Regions from separate parts of the Homo sapiens genome. Here regions 2, 3 and 4 are each linked to region 1. Evidence: chromatin contacts called from ENCODE Hi-C or POLR2A ChIA-PET data. All regions are on one chromosome and are shown on one strand. Each heading gives the region's core, a stretch centred on a gene start or an enhancer-like site at or near the end of the contact. The rest is flanking DNA. Distances are from core to core; before and after follow the strand shown. Region 1 holds the start of DHDDS (dehydrodolichyl diphosphate synthase subunit). Region 2 holds the start of TRNP1 (TMF1 regulated nuclear protein 1). Region 3 holds the start of STMN1 (stathmin 1). Region 4 holds the start of WDTC1-DT (WDTC1 divergent transcript).

Region 1 (2,981 bases), core at 350-2,849:
TACTAAAAATATAAAAATTAGCCATGTGTGGTAGCATATGCCTGTAACCCCAGCTACTTGGGAGGCTAAGGCAAGAGAATTGCTTGAACTTGGCAGATGAAGGTTGCAGTAAGCCAAGATTGCGCCATTGCACTCCAGCCTGGGCGACAGAGCGAGACTCCATCTCAAAATAAAAAAAAGAACAGGAATTTCACCCATGTTTGTCTGCGTCTAGAGCCCAAACTCTTTTTTTTTTTTTTTTTTTGAGACAGAGTCTTGTTCTGAACTCTTTTTTTTGAGACAGTCCCGTTCTGTCACCCAGGCTGGAGTGTGGTGGCACAATCATGACTCACTGCAGCTTTGACCTGGGCTCAAGAAATTCTCCCACTTCAGCCTTCCGAGTAGCTGGGACTACAGGTGCACACCACCAAGCCCTGCTATTTTTTTAATTTTTTGGAGAATCGGGGTTTTGCCATGTTGCCCAGGCTGGTCTCAACTCCTGAGCTCAAACAATCTGCCCACCTCAGCCTCCCAAATTGCTGGGATTACAGGCGTGAGTGACCGGGCCCAGCTCTACTGACAGATCAAAGAATATATCAAAGATTAACCTATTTAAATCAAGAAGACAGTACATGGAACAATGGATCAATGTTCCAGGGAAACAAATTTCAGTTCTCTATAAAGAATACTTAGCAGTCTAGGCTGCCCAGTGACATTAAGAGGCCTGGGCTTCCAGAAAATATCAGAGTTAGGACAAAAGTCTACCAGAAATGTAGACCTGGAAGTTACCATTCTAAGACTCTTTGGTTTCCTTGCTAAATTCCACTTAACATCATGAATTGCACTTAACATCATCAACTTTAATAACAGGTTTTTATATAAGATTATCCAACTGACCAGAAGGCCAACCGGTGCTCTGGGCCATTGCTCACCTTTATGATGTTGGCACAGAACCGCTCCCAAAGTGACAGCTCTCCTTCCTTGATCCATGACATAGTTCTTTTCCAGTCAGAAGATCACTCCAGAACAAGCAAACACCAGCCAGGTAATCTTGGATAAACAAGAAAGAAAATAAGAAGTCACCAAGGTTTGCGAAGAGCTATAACTGACTTCTGGGGAATCAGATGGACTATGGAGAGCAGCCAGCATTAGAATCCAAAGACACTGGTCTAAGCCTATAATCTTTTACCACCCAGAGTTTTATAACGCAATGTGACCTCTGGAGGCAAAAGCCTTTCCTCGGTTCTCCTGGCTTTGCAGACTTCTTCCCATTCCCATTTCCTCCGTATCTGCACTGACTTCTTCTGAACATCTAAGTCGGTTTCCTGCCACATCATGGTGCCCACATCTTGATCATTCCCCGTTTCTTCCTTCTCCATCTTCCCCTAAGCTGTTTCCAACTCTGTGCTCCCAGTTACTAACTCCTTCAGTTATCGCACGCCTAGTACTTCACGCCTCAGTGGTCTCCTGATTATTCCCTCAGTCGTCCCTTTGCTTCTCCCGCAGCTGCTCCCCGCCCAGTCACCCTCTTCTCCTCTAGTTCACCCCTTCAGTTCAGTGGCACCTGATTAGCTCCGCTGGGCGCGTCCCCACGGCTTCAGTGGGCCGGCACTTCCTCATGACGTGGCGCTGGCAGAACACGTCATCTTTGGGCGCTGCGACACGCCCCTTCCGTCACCCAAACTGAGGGGACCCTGCCCTGCGCCTGCGCCTGCGAGCTAGTGGGAGGGCGGTTCTCAGTCCCGCGGGGTGTGGAAGCCGGCGCGGGTGAGAGCCAGGCTCACGTGACCGAGCGGGGCGGGAGGCTGGGCTCCAGGCCACGTGCTGGGAGACCAGCTGGGGAAGACAGGGTTGAGCCCAGCGTTGGGAGCGGAGGCGTCTGGAAAACGCGCCAGGGAAATGAGCCAGGGGCAAGAATCGAGGCGCTTCTCGGCCGTCGAAGGCAGCTTAGGACTGCTGAGAGACTGGGTAAGGCAGCGTCCTTACCTTGGAATGCCGCAGAACCGGGCTTCATTAGAGCACTGGTGCATACTCTTAAAAATTATCTCGTTACCGTTTCGTATTTTATTTAGTGGATTTAATCGTCTGGGAAGGAGTTTCTAGCCGCAGCCAATCTTACAGACGCGCAGAATATTAATCTATTTTGTGCCGACTTAAGGCACGCATATTTTAGGATTTGTGGATTCCCAAGACCTATCCCAACGAACTCAAGAGAAGGGGTAAGGCCAGAAAGATTTCTGCCATAAGAATGACTTCTAGGCCAGGCGCGGTGGCTCACGCCTGTAATCCCAGCACTTTGGGAGGCCGAGGCGAACGGATCACCTGAGGTCAGGAGTTTGAGACCAGCCTGACCAACATCGTGAAACCCCGTCTGTACTAAAAATACAGAAAATGAGCCGGGCGTGGTGGCGGGCGCCTGTTATCCCAGTTACTCGGGAGGGTGAGGCAAGAGAATCGCTTGAACCCGGGAGGCGGAGGTTGCGGTGAGCCAAGATCAGGCCACTGCACTCCAGCCTGGGCAACAGGAGCGAAACTCTGTCTGAAAAAAGAAAAAAAAAAAAAGCATGACTTCTAAAATAACAGAAAGGTGCTCGCTTTGGCAGTACATAAATGAAAATAACAGAAATTAACCCTGGTAGAAAAGTTAAGGGCATTAGCTCTACTGAACCTTTACGAAAAAAAGGGTTGCAAGAATTCTAGGCTCACAAAACAAATTTGTAGTTCAATTTTCTCAAAATTGAAAGAGGAGGAAAAAATTCTTTACAGATTCTTATACAACCAGTATTATTTTTATTTATTTATTTATTTATTTATTTATTTAGAGACGGAGTCTGGCTATGTCGCCCAGGCTGGAGTGCAGTGGCGCGATCTCGGCTCACTGCAGCCTCCGCCTCCCGGGTTCAAGCGTTTCTCCTGCTTCATCCTCCTGAGTAGCTGGGACTACAGGCGCGTGCCACCAAGCCTGGCTAATTTTTGTATTTTTAGTAGAGACAGGGTTTCAC
Region 2 (3,006 bases), core at 193-2,692, 560 kb before region 1:
AGTATGAAGAGAACAAATCCTAAACCTCTCTGGGATTCCGTCTCCCCAAAGGTGAAACAGGCCTAGAGGGGGAATTCAGTGGTACAGCCCTGTGCCAGCCTCCACCCCATCCTGGGGCCTCATTATTCTGTCCTCCCGAAGGCACGGAGCTGGGCGGCGCCAGGAAGCAGCATCCTCAAGGGCAAGACTGCTCACAGCTCCGAGGGGCCCGGGAAAGGCCACGCAAGTGGGGGTGAGGATGGGGGGTGCTGCATCCGTGCGGCAGGTTCCAAGTGGTAAAAGTTTGCCGCCAACCCGTTCCTGGGATCTGAGCCCCCTCAAGAGTCCAACTCTTATAATGGAGACTTGATGCTACCACCTCTCACTCTCCAGATGGTCGGGAGAGGCGGCAACAGAAAGTGGCAGCTTTACTAGGGACCCAGCAGACGCCAGAAGCTCCAGGGAAGGGAGTTCCCGGGCCCTGGACCAGCCCCCCACACGCCATGACCGACCCTCGAACGCACCAGCCGCTAAGACCGCACCTCAGCCTCCTCTACTGGGCCCCTGGCCCCCAACTGCCTCTTCCTGCGGATCCGTAGTCCTTCCAGCCGGCGTCCGCGATCAGTCGGTCGGTCGGCACCTCGGCGAAGCTTGTCGGGGTGGCCAGGGGTCCGGGCGTGGAGGTCAGCGCTGCGGGGAGGCGGGGCCGCGGGGCGGGCTGCGGCGGAAGGGCGAGTCGGGCTCGGGGCCGTGGCCGCGCCGCAGTCGCCCGGCACCCCAGGGCACGCAGCCGCCCAGGCCCAGCGCCGAGGCCAGCAGCGCGGGGGGTCGGCCGCGGCGGCCGCGGCGCGGGCCCTTCTTGAGGCGCGACCCGTGAGCCGCCAGGTAGAGCTCGGCCTGCGCCACGCCGCCGCTCAGGCGGCTCAGGCTCTCCGCGCGGTGCGCCAGGCGCAGCTCGGCCGCCAAGAAAACGCGGTGCAGCTGCAGCACGCGGCTCTCCAGCTCCGACACCAGGCGCCGGCGGCCCTCCACCTCCAGCAGCCGCCGCCGTGCTTCGGCCAGCTCCAGCGCGCGGCCCCCCGCCCCCGCAGCCGCGCCAGAGCCCCCTCCGGGGCCGGCGAGCCCCGCGATCCCGCTAGCGCCCTGGCGCCAGCGCTGCAGCTCCTGGTCCTCGGCCGCGCCTGCTGAAGCCCCAGCTGCGTCCGGCAGCGGCGGGGACTGACCCGGGGTCGGGGTAGGAGTCAAGGTCGGAGTTGGGGGCGGGGGCTGAGAGGACGGCATGGGATCCCAGGGCGGCGGCGGCGACCTCTGCTCTGCCGTCCCCTCCTGGGCCCCCGGGCCGCAGGCGCTGATGCGGCAGCCCGGCATCCCCCGCCCCCCACCGGCGGTCTGCGGCTGTAGGTGCGCAGGGAGGATGACCACAGCACACCCGAACAGCTAGACACGGCCACAGCCCCCACCCCAGAGGCGCGCCCGCCGTCCGCGCATCTTATAGAACACGGGGCGGAGCGACGGGCGGCACAGCCAATCAGAGACAGGCACGCCCTGAATCCGCCCCGCCCCCCCCCCCCCCCCCCGCGCTCTGCACATTCAGGGCATTCCCCAAACCCTTCAGGTCCTGCCCTTCGCCGGATTCTGCTCCGCTAGGGCATCCGGTCCCCTTTCGCCTCTCCCCAAATTTTGGGTGCAAAGGGAGCCTCATCTTCCCTGGTTTGGCCCCTCAGAGTCATAAGCTCTGGTAGCTGGTGTTTAGAAATTCACGGAATCCGGTCTCCATCCGGGGGAGGGTCTTGCCTAAGGCCTCTGTGCGAAGAGAGCCTGGGCTAGAACGCAGGAGGCTTGACTCCTTGTGCCGTGCTCCTCCCACACCTCATGCTGCCCTTGGCCGAATCAGTTCTGCCCGGTCTCTCCTGGGCCATAGGGCTCTCAAGGACCCCCTTTCCCACCTCACTAGGGCAGTGGAAGGGTTAACGCAGAGGGGCGACTGCCGTCCTGGTGGGACGGGGATCTAGCTGGACTGATTCCACGATAGGTAGAGCGCTTTATTCGCAGAACAAATACCTCAGCGCTGCCGCTGAGCCTGCAAACCTTGGTGGCATCACAGAGGAGCCCCGGACCCCACGGTGTGCAAAGTTCTTTCCCTGCCCCGGCTCGTGTTTACTCCTCCCAGCCGGTGTTCCTACACATTTTAAAGAGGGGGAAACTGGCCGGGCGCGGTGGCTCACGCCTGTAATCCCAGCACTTTGGGAGGTCAAGGCGGTCGGATCACCTGAGGCCAGGAGTTCAAGACCAGCCTGAGCAACATGGCGAAACCCCATCTTTACTAAAAATAGAAAAAAATTAGCCGGTCGTCGTGGTAGGCGCCTGTAATCCCAACTACTCGGTAGGCTGAGGCAGGAGAATCGCTTGAACCTGGGAGGCGGAGGCTACAGTGAGCCAAGATCGCGCCATTGAACTCCAGCCTGGGCGACAGAGCAAGACTCCGTCTCAAAAAAAAAAAAAAAAAAAAGCCGGGGGCGGGAAGGGGGAAGGGGGGTGTGCGGGGGCGGGGAACTGACTGGCGGGGCGCGGTGGCTCCGCCACCACTTTGCGAGCCCGAGGTGGGTGGATCACCTAAGGTCAGGAGTTCTAGACCAGCCTGGCCAACATGGTGAAACCCCTGTCTCTACTGAAAATACAAAAAAATTAGCCAGGTGTGGTGGCGCACCTCTGTAGTTCCAGCTACTCAGCAGGCTGAGGGAGGAGAATCGCTTGAATTCGGGAGGCAGAGGTTGCAGTGAGCAGAGATTGTGCCACTGTACTCCAGCCTGGGCGACAGAGCAAGACTCAGTCTCAAAAAATAAATAAAAATAAAAAATAAAGAAGGGGAAACTGAGACCCTGAAGGGCAGTAGTGCTTTGCCCAATGTCTTATTGACGACTGGTGGCTGAATCCAGATTTTTGAATCTGGACAGAAATGCACGAGCTCAGCCATTCATGCCCTCTGGGGGCTCAGATACCTGGGTCTAGTCCTCTTGGTGGAGGGAC
Region 3 (3,059 bases), core at 479-2,978, 530 kb after region 1:
AAGATAAAAAGCCTGTTCAGTGGGTAAGGACCTCTTGGGCTTGGGTTCCTTGCTCATTTGTGTTGCCTGCCTATCTGTCGCTTTCCTGAGGGGTCTCATGCCCATCCTTCTCCAACTTTTCTAATGATGTCTGAGATTCTGTTCAGAAAAATGACAGACGGAAGCACCTAGCCATTTTGAAGCTAAGTTTGGTCTGAGAAGAAGCCTTTCAAGGCTCAGTATCTGAATTATTCCTGGTCCTGCTCACAGGCTAAGTGAAAACCACTTCGATTGGCTTGGGGGGGAGGCCGACCCCACACAAGGGCGATTGTTGGAAAAAATGCCGCAACAAGCATATTTCAGGCAACAGCGCATTGCTAATTGTTTGCTTTGTGTAGTGTGCTGCTGCTTGTATGATCCAGTTTTTATTGTCTTGGGCACCCCTTAGTTGTATTTTATCTCTGGCACATCCCTGGTGACTAACTAGGCATGAGAGTCTTTCTAAATTAGGACTGTTGTTTCAGGAAGGTTGGTCACATTTGTTTCTTGATTTGGGGAGATGCAGCTCATTAATAAAATAAAGATATCTCTTCTGCTTAGTCAAGATCTCAAAGCAGGTGTCTTGGTGTATTGACCACCAACCGAGGACACGGTCTTGGTCAGAGAATGGGAGGAGGCGGGGACCATGTTCATTTCATTTATTTTTTTCCCCTTTTTGTGAGAGAAAGGGCCAGTTATTCTAAGGCACGGTCAGACCAATTTCCTTTGTGCCTTTGCTGAGGTTCTGAGCTATCCAGGTCAGGGAGAACAGTGACCTTGTGGCTCCTTTTTCGATTTTTAAAAAGAACCCAGTGCTGCTCTGGGGAGCACGTGCTCTGAGAACAAAAGCAACACTTAACTGCAATCTGTGTAGTCTAGAACGGCTATTGCTCTTCCTCCCCTATCATCCGCAGAAGGCTTGGAAGAACAGATGGAGTCTGCATTTAAGCTGAGTGGCTTTGTTAGACCAAAGGCGATCAAATTCCAGAGCCCCACGCTTTCCCGCACAGGTCCCTGGTCACCGGCTCGGGAACCTGAGGATGCTGGCAAGAACGCACACAGTGAGGGAAGGGCCACGCCCGCGACCTGTGGGCTGAGTGGATTAGAAATTACGATGATGTCACAATATGGGTGACACGCCGGTGTCGGTGTAGGGTGCCGGGGGCAGGGGGCCCTGCAGGGGCGTGGAGTGGCATTGTGCTGTCACAGGGGCTCGGGCGTCTTAGGCACCCATGTGGGTGGCGCACTAGAAGGGGCACTGCTCTGTCCGAGTGCTGCCCTTGGGGCGAGGCGGGCATGTGGCTCTACAAGGTGGAGTCCAGGCGGCCAAAGTTTGGAAAGGTAGGGAAGGACCCCCCCGCCCTCCGCCTGCTCCGCCCTGCCCTTGTTCTCGAGAATGGGGAGCTGGTTCGGACCTAGTCCGGGGTCCACTGCCACGCCCTCTTCCACGGCGAGACCACCCCCCTAGTCCCAGGCCCACACCTGGGGATGCTCCCCAGGCGCCCTGCAACCCCCGGCATTGTCCTCCTGCCCTCCGGGACAGGACTACACTTCCCGAGGTGCTTCGGGGTCCCGGGGGGCGGCGCTCCACGCGGGTTGTGGGGGGCGGGGGCGGCACGTGCCGCCGCTCTCGGCCAATGCGGAGCCCCGCGCGGAGGTCACGTGCCTCTGTTTGGCGCTTTTGTGCGCGCCCGGGTCTGTTGGTGCTCAGAGTGTGGTCAGGCGGCTCGGACTGAGCAGGTGGGTGCGGGGCTCGGAGGAGGCGGCGGCTGGCTGAGGCCAGCAAGAGGGACGCGGTCGGCGGGAGGGGCTGGGCCGTGGCAGCGACCCCCTGCTGCAGGGCGGCGGGCGGGGCTGCGGGCCTCGGAGGGGTTGGTGGGCGGGGGTCGCTCCGCTTTGTGTGTGGCTCGGGCGGAGCCTCGCCTTTGTCCCCGCTCTCCGGGGGCGCGGCTGTTCGTGGGCAGGGGGCTGGGCGATCACCGGGCGTCCGCTCCGGGGTGCCGTCGAGGAGACAATAGGGGGCGTGGGCCCTCGTTTACCTCCCTCCCTCCCTCCCTTCCCTGCGGGCCCCGCCGGGTTCCCCATTGTCTGAAGGGACGGGGCGGTGCCCCAGGGACCAGCGGCTTTAGGACCAAACTGCGGGCAGCCAGGGCCGCGACCCTCCCTGCGACCGTCCCCTGGCGACCGCAGCTGGTGATTGAGGGGCGGCGCTCCCGGGCCCCACGAGGGTTCTTCTGTCTTCGCGGCCGGACGCGCGGACAGCGTGGGTGGCGGCAGGTTGGGCATGGGGACGGCGGGAGGCGGTGGCGAGCTCACCGCGGGACCACCCGGGGGCCTGTTCCCGGGGCCTGCCCCACCCGCTGAACTGTGAAGGGGGTGGTGGCGGCGGCCTGGAGGTGTTTTTGGCGGGAGTTGGGGGGGGCGTCCGCGCAGGGGGAGTCAGGCAGGGGCGGAGTTACCCGGATTGGACCGTTAGCCCCGCCCACCCCTCCCCTTCCCACGCGCGCGGGCTCCGGGGTGTTGAGTTCGGGGAGATTCGAAAAGGCGCGGGGAGGAAGGGGGCGGGGCCAGGGGCCGGAGCGCAAGGCGTGCTCTGATTGGCCGGGGGCGACCGGTCCTCTTTTCCTCGCCCGGACCAGGGCCACGCCCATCCTGGGTCCGGTGCTGCGTCTAATTCTCTGCTTTTCTTAAATCTTGTCGCTGCCTCTGATTTTAATTCCTAGCTTTTGGGAACCTGTCATCCTACGTTTTTGGTACTAGCTGGCGTCTACAAAAGTCATAATGTTAAAAAGATCAACAAGAGATACAGCATTTTTCATGACATAACGGCAGCAAATATAAGTCAAAATCTAGAGGTTCATAAACATTTTGCTTGCTGTTGGGCAAGGAAGCTTAAACCTGAGGGACAATAGGAGTTCAACATTATTGGTTACTATTAGCTTGGGCGTTTTCTTATCCACCACGTCAGACACAGACAAAGCAGGGGTGGGTATTTCATTTGCACAATGAGTTGTAGGCAGTATTAAGATGGCTCCGGGGGC
Region 4 (3,277 bases), core at 748-3,247, 800 kb before region 1:
AGGTCAAAAAAGGAAAGGAGAGCAGGACTCCAGCCTTAAAGCAGCATGATCACAAACTATGACGGAAAAGGTCATTTCCCACCTGCCAACGAAATACAACAACCTACAATGAAGAAACCTCAGTAAGTCTCAGACTTGGCCCAAAGGAGCCCAACTAGTTACTCCCTGGTCTGTTACAGAGGATCTGGCTATTACACTCAACAGCAAAAATTCAATTCAATCCCGCTAAAGATATAAGAATCACAAGGAAGAATAAGCCAGAACTCAAGACAGAAATAGCATTAAGTAGTTCCTTCAGTACAGTGAGCAGAAGCTGGCCACTCAACGACTCTAAAAGACACAGAAAAGCTTAGTAGGGACCACTGGGCATACCGGTGTCCTAGGTGGGGATTTCGTAACGTCTTTGAGTCAGAAGCTGCCCTCAAAATAGTTTCTTCTCAAAACGGTTTCAGGCTTTGTTAGAAAGGGAAGACTTCACTGCCACTTTACCCAGATCATCTACCCCATCCTTGGAATGAATGGGGAAGCTTCAGCCACCCTACCAGGCTCCTAAAATCACCAACTTGAGAGAAAAACTATAACGTTGCTCTACCAGTACTTCAGGAGGTTAAAGAAAGTCACAGAAGAAAAGAACTCTGGGGAAAACAGTCAAATTCGGCTATTAAGACATTAGTTACAGGCCCCTGTACCTCTCCTCTAGAAACCCTGGGAGTACACCCGCAGAGGAGAGAGAGCCCAAGCCACCAAGCAAAGTCAACCAATCTGGCAAAGGGGCGTCCCACTGCGGCTTTCAGTCCAAGAAGTGGATCCTGCTGGTTCGCAGTCTCTCTTCTATCTCCTCACTTCCTATTTACCCTTTGAAGTGGGTACTGAATAGCCCGTTCCCAAGCAGAGGCCCTTTGTATACGGGGTGCTACAGTCGCCTGGTGGAAACACCTTGGCAGAGTTGTTTGGTGCCAGGATGGGCCACTGAAGGCATCTGCTGTGGACACACACACACACACACACACACACACACACACACACACACAGAAAGAGAGAGAGAAAAACAGAAAGAGAGAGAGCGAGAAGCTAAGAGGGCAGGTCAGGTCGGCGTTGCCCTCCCAGCACTTACACCTGCCCCTTCTTCCTGACTCCGGCGCCAGATCAGATGTCAAACAAAAACTCCGCAAAAAAGTCCCATGATGGAATGACTTCCACCTCTCCCTCCGCAGAGCCTCCCCGGACTCCCACAGCCTCCCCCCGCGTCCCGACCAAACCCTCCGCCCCCACCCCGCCCCCGGACCACTCTGCCCTCCGCCCCGGCGAGGCCTGGCCCCTCTCGGGACACCCGGGGCCCCGAGGCGGGTAGGCTCAGGCCCCCAGGCCGGCAGGGCTGGAGCCGGCCCAGAGCGGGCGGCCCGTTCACCGGGGCTGCGGGAGCCGGTCCCCGCCTCGGCGCCCGCGGAGGGCAGGGGGCGGCGGTGACCCGTACCTGTCAGGTCTCTTCCCCCGACCGGCAGCGGCGCAACTTCAGGAGCCCATGTCCGTCCGGGGGGGGCGGCCCCTCTCCCGGGAAGGGGGGCGCGGATCCCGGGGAGGGGGCTGGGGGGCTCGAGCAGTTCTAGCCCCTTCCCATGCTCCCCGCCCGGCGCCTGGCCGGGGCCGGACAGCGCCTCCGCCCGCCCCTGCGCACCGCCTCACACCCGCGCTCACACACACTCACACTCCCTCGCGCGCTCTCACACACGCACTCCCCTCCCTCCTCCTCCTCTGTTTATCTCCTCCAGCTGTCTGGGGACCCAGGAGAAGCCCAGCAACGCGCCTGCGCCACGCAGTCTCCGCCTCCGCCCTGCGCCTCGCAGCCGGCGGGTACGCTACGAAGACTGCGCCCGGCCGCTTCCAGAATGGCTAGCCGGGCCCCCCCACTTACCCCCCCGCGCCCGGTCAACGTCTGCTGCCGGCGGCGCCCACTAACCTGCTAGTGGGGGAGCCCCGCACCGCCGTGGCCAATGGGCTTCGCCGCTTGCGGGACCGGCAGCCAGTGGGCGGGCGGGAAAGCTGGGCTAAGCCCTGGGGCACCCTGGGAGTCGTAGTTTTTCGCCGTCGAGGAGTTCCTGCAGAGCGGGCTCACCCCGCCCGGTTGCCATTAGTTACCCGGACGCACCTCCCACCCCACCACCGGGTAAAACGCTCCTCACACCGCTTCTGGGACACCCGCCCACACGCTCGCCCACTGAACCCCAGGTCCCCTCACAGCCCCTTAAGAGCTCCTAAGACTTCCTCTCAGCCCCCGAATTCTGGGACCTCTCAGGCTAGGGCCCCGGGGGGCTCCTCAGCCCACTCCTTCCTGCTCTGGGGGGCTGCTGAAGTGGCACAGTCCTCACTGACGTCTCCTGGGCCTTAAGGAAGAGAATGAAAGAGAATCGGGCCTACGCTGAGTAGCCTGGAGAGGAGTCAGCCACACACACTCTGGGTGCCCTCGGGGTGATGGGAGCGACTAGGTCCATCTGACCCTAGCGGAGTCACTGCTGCTCCCACCTCTGAGGAAGAGACGCAGTTCCAGCCTTGTGGAGTCCCGGGTCTGATGGAGGAGAGACCCTCCTCTTTATTAAGGAAGTTCCCAAGGTGACAAGGGTGGCACTAAGCCTATCTTCTTAAGGCAGAGACCAGGCCCCACCCGTGAAACCTCAAGTCAGAAAGGGAAGACGTGTCACCTTCTGACAAAGGAAACTTGTCACCCATAGGGTGCCATTTGTCAGATACTAACAATAATTCACTTTTATTCGCACTGGATTGGGTACAGTCTCTTAGCTAGGTACTATTGCTGTCTGTGTTTTGCAGAAAAGGAAAGCTGAAGCAGAAAGGCTAAAAGCAACTTGCCCCCGGGGTCCTGATAAGTTGGCAAATTGGGAATTAGACCCAGATCTGCCTGACACCAGAGTCTGAGCCTTTTAACACTGCCTGTCTTTCCTGTGAAAACCAGACAGCACCCGCTCTCAGTAAGGACTGAATATATGTATTTGGCATTTATAGTGTTTATCACTCCATGTGTCGCTTGTTTTTTTTTTTTTTTTTTTTTTTTTTTTCCAATTCTGCTCACATCATGAGTACGAATTTGTCTGTGAATACCTGAATACTCCCAGAGACAAAGGTAGTATTCTAATTGCTGGTGATTTCTCCGCAAGGGAGATTTCTCCCCATTTAGAGGAGTAAGAACCTATCCTTGTGAAACCGCTCACAAAGCCTTTTATGCCTTTCTCCTAAAAATATTGTGGGTCATTCCCCCTGAACTCTC

Evidence for each region. Hi-C counts contacts between places; a loop is a spot of excess contacts on that map. ChIA-PET counts read pairs that join two places held with the same protein, here RNA polymerase II (POLR2A). Pooled maps may share reads with other maps.
Region 2: a loop to region 1 is called in a pooled map, with 2.6 times the contacts of the local background. The contact joins the promoter of TRNP1 here to the promoter of DHDDS in region 1. A Hi-C loop is called at or near these places in 1 of 50 pooled maps. POLR2A ChIA-PET finds 5 or more read pairs at or near these places in 2 of 52 experiments (MCF 10A and WTC11).
Region 3: a map of CD8-positive, alpha-beta T cell shows a loop between it and region 1 (8-fold over the local background). The contact joins the promoter of STMN1 here to the promoter of DHDDS in region 1. A Hi-C loop is called at or near these places in 2 of 168 maps with a recorded cell type or tissue (CD8-positive, alpha-beta T cell and naive thymus-derived CD4-positive, alpha-beta T cell), 9 of 37 single-sample maps with no recorded cell type and 12 of 50 pooled maps. POLR2A ChIA-PET finds 5 or more read pairs at or near these places in 2 of 52 experiments (H1 and activated CD4-positive, alpha-beta T cell).
Region 4: a loop to region 1 is called in a pooled map, with 12 times the contacts of the local background. The contact joins the promoter of WDTC1-DT here to the promoter of DHDDS in region 1. A Hi-C loop is called at or near these places in 8 of 50 pooled maps. POLR2A ChIA-PET finds 5 or more read pairs at or near these places in 3 of 52 experiments (GM10248, H1 and activated T-cell).

Annotation. Positions count from the first base shown.
Region 1 is chr1:26,430,939-26,433,919 of GRCh38, reverse strand. DHDDS (dehydrodolichyl diphosphate synthase subunit) reads right to left here and starts at 1,599. Exons shown (of 9, transcript NM_205861.3): 1 at 1,544-1,599; 2 at 912-1,029. The coding sequence starts at 974. It overlaps LOC124903883 (a long non-coding RNA gene), which reads left to right and starts at 1,683. Exons shown (of 2, transcript XR_007065557.1): 1 at 1,683-1,947; 2 at 2,802-2,981. RefSeq lists enhancers at 1,280-1,769, 1,307-1,843, 1,870-1,929, 2,000-2,059, 1,844-2,380.
Region 2 is chr1:26,992,128-26,995,133 of GRCh38, reverse strand. It overlaps TRNP1 (TMF1 regulated nuclear protein 1), which reads right to left and starts at 1,442. Exons shown (of 2, transcript NM_001013642.3): 1 at 522-1,442. The coding sequence starts at 1,347. The coding sequence ends at 664. RefSeq lists silencers at 1,110-1,169, 1,200-1,529 and enhancers at 945-1,445, 1,670-1,829, 1,583-2,082, 2,083-2,584.
Region 3 is chr1:25,905,088-25,908,146 of GRCh38, reverse strand. STMN1 (stathmin 1) reads left to right here and starts at 1,728. Exons shown (of 5, transcript NM_005563.4): 1 at 1,728-1,758. It overlaps MIR3917 (microRNA 3917), which reads left to right and starts at 1,693; the gene lies at 1,693-1,785. It overlaps LOC105376885 (a long non-coding RNA gene), which reads right to left and starts at 1,597. Exons shown (of 2, transcript XR_947102.1): 1 at 1,501-1,597; 2 at 1-1,111. RefSeq lists silencers at 1,486-1,795, 1,816-1,905, 2,296-2,715, 2,495-2,789.
Region 4 is chr1:27,233,149-27,236,425 of GRCh38, reverse strand. WDTC1-DT (WDTC1 divergent transcript) reads left to right here and starts at 1,997. Exons shown (of 3, transcript XR_947117.2): 1 at 1,997-2,164; 2 at 2,824-2,981. WDTC1 (WD and tetratricopeptide repeats 1) reads right to left here and starts at 1,794. Exons shown (of 16, transcript NM_001276252.2): 1 at 1,475-1,794. RefSeq lists silencers at 1,115-1,164, 1,325-1,374, 1,565-1,714, 1,915-1,974.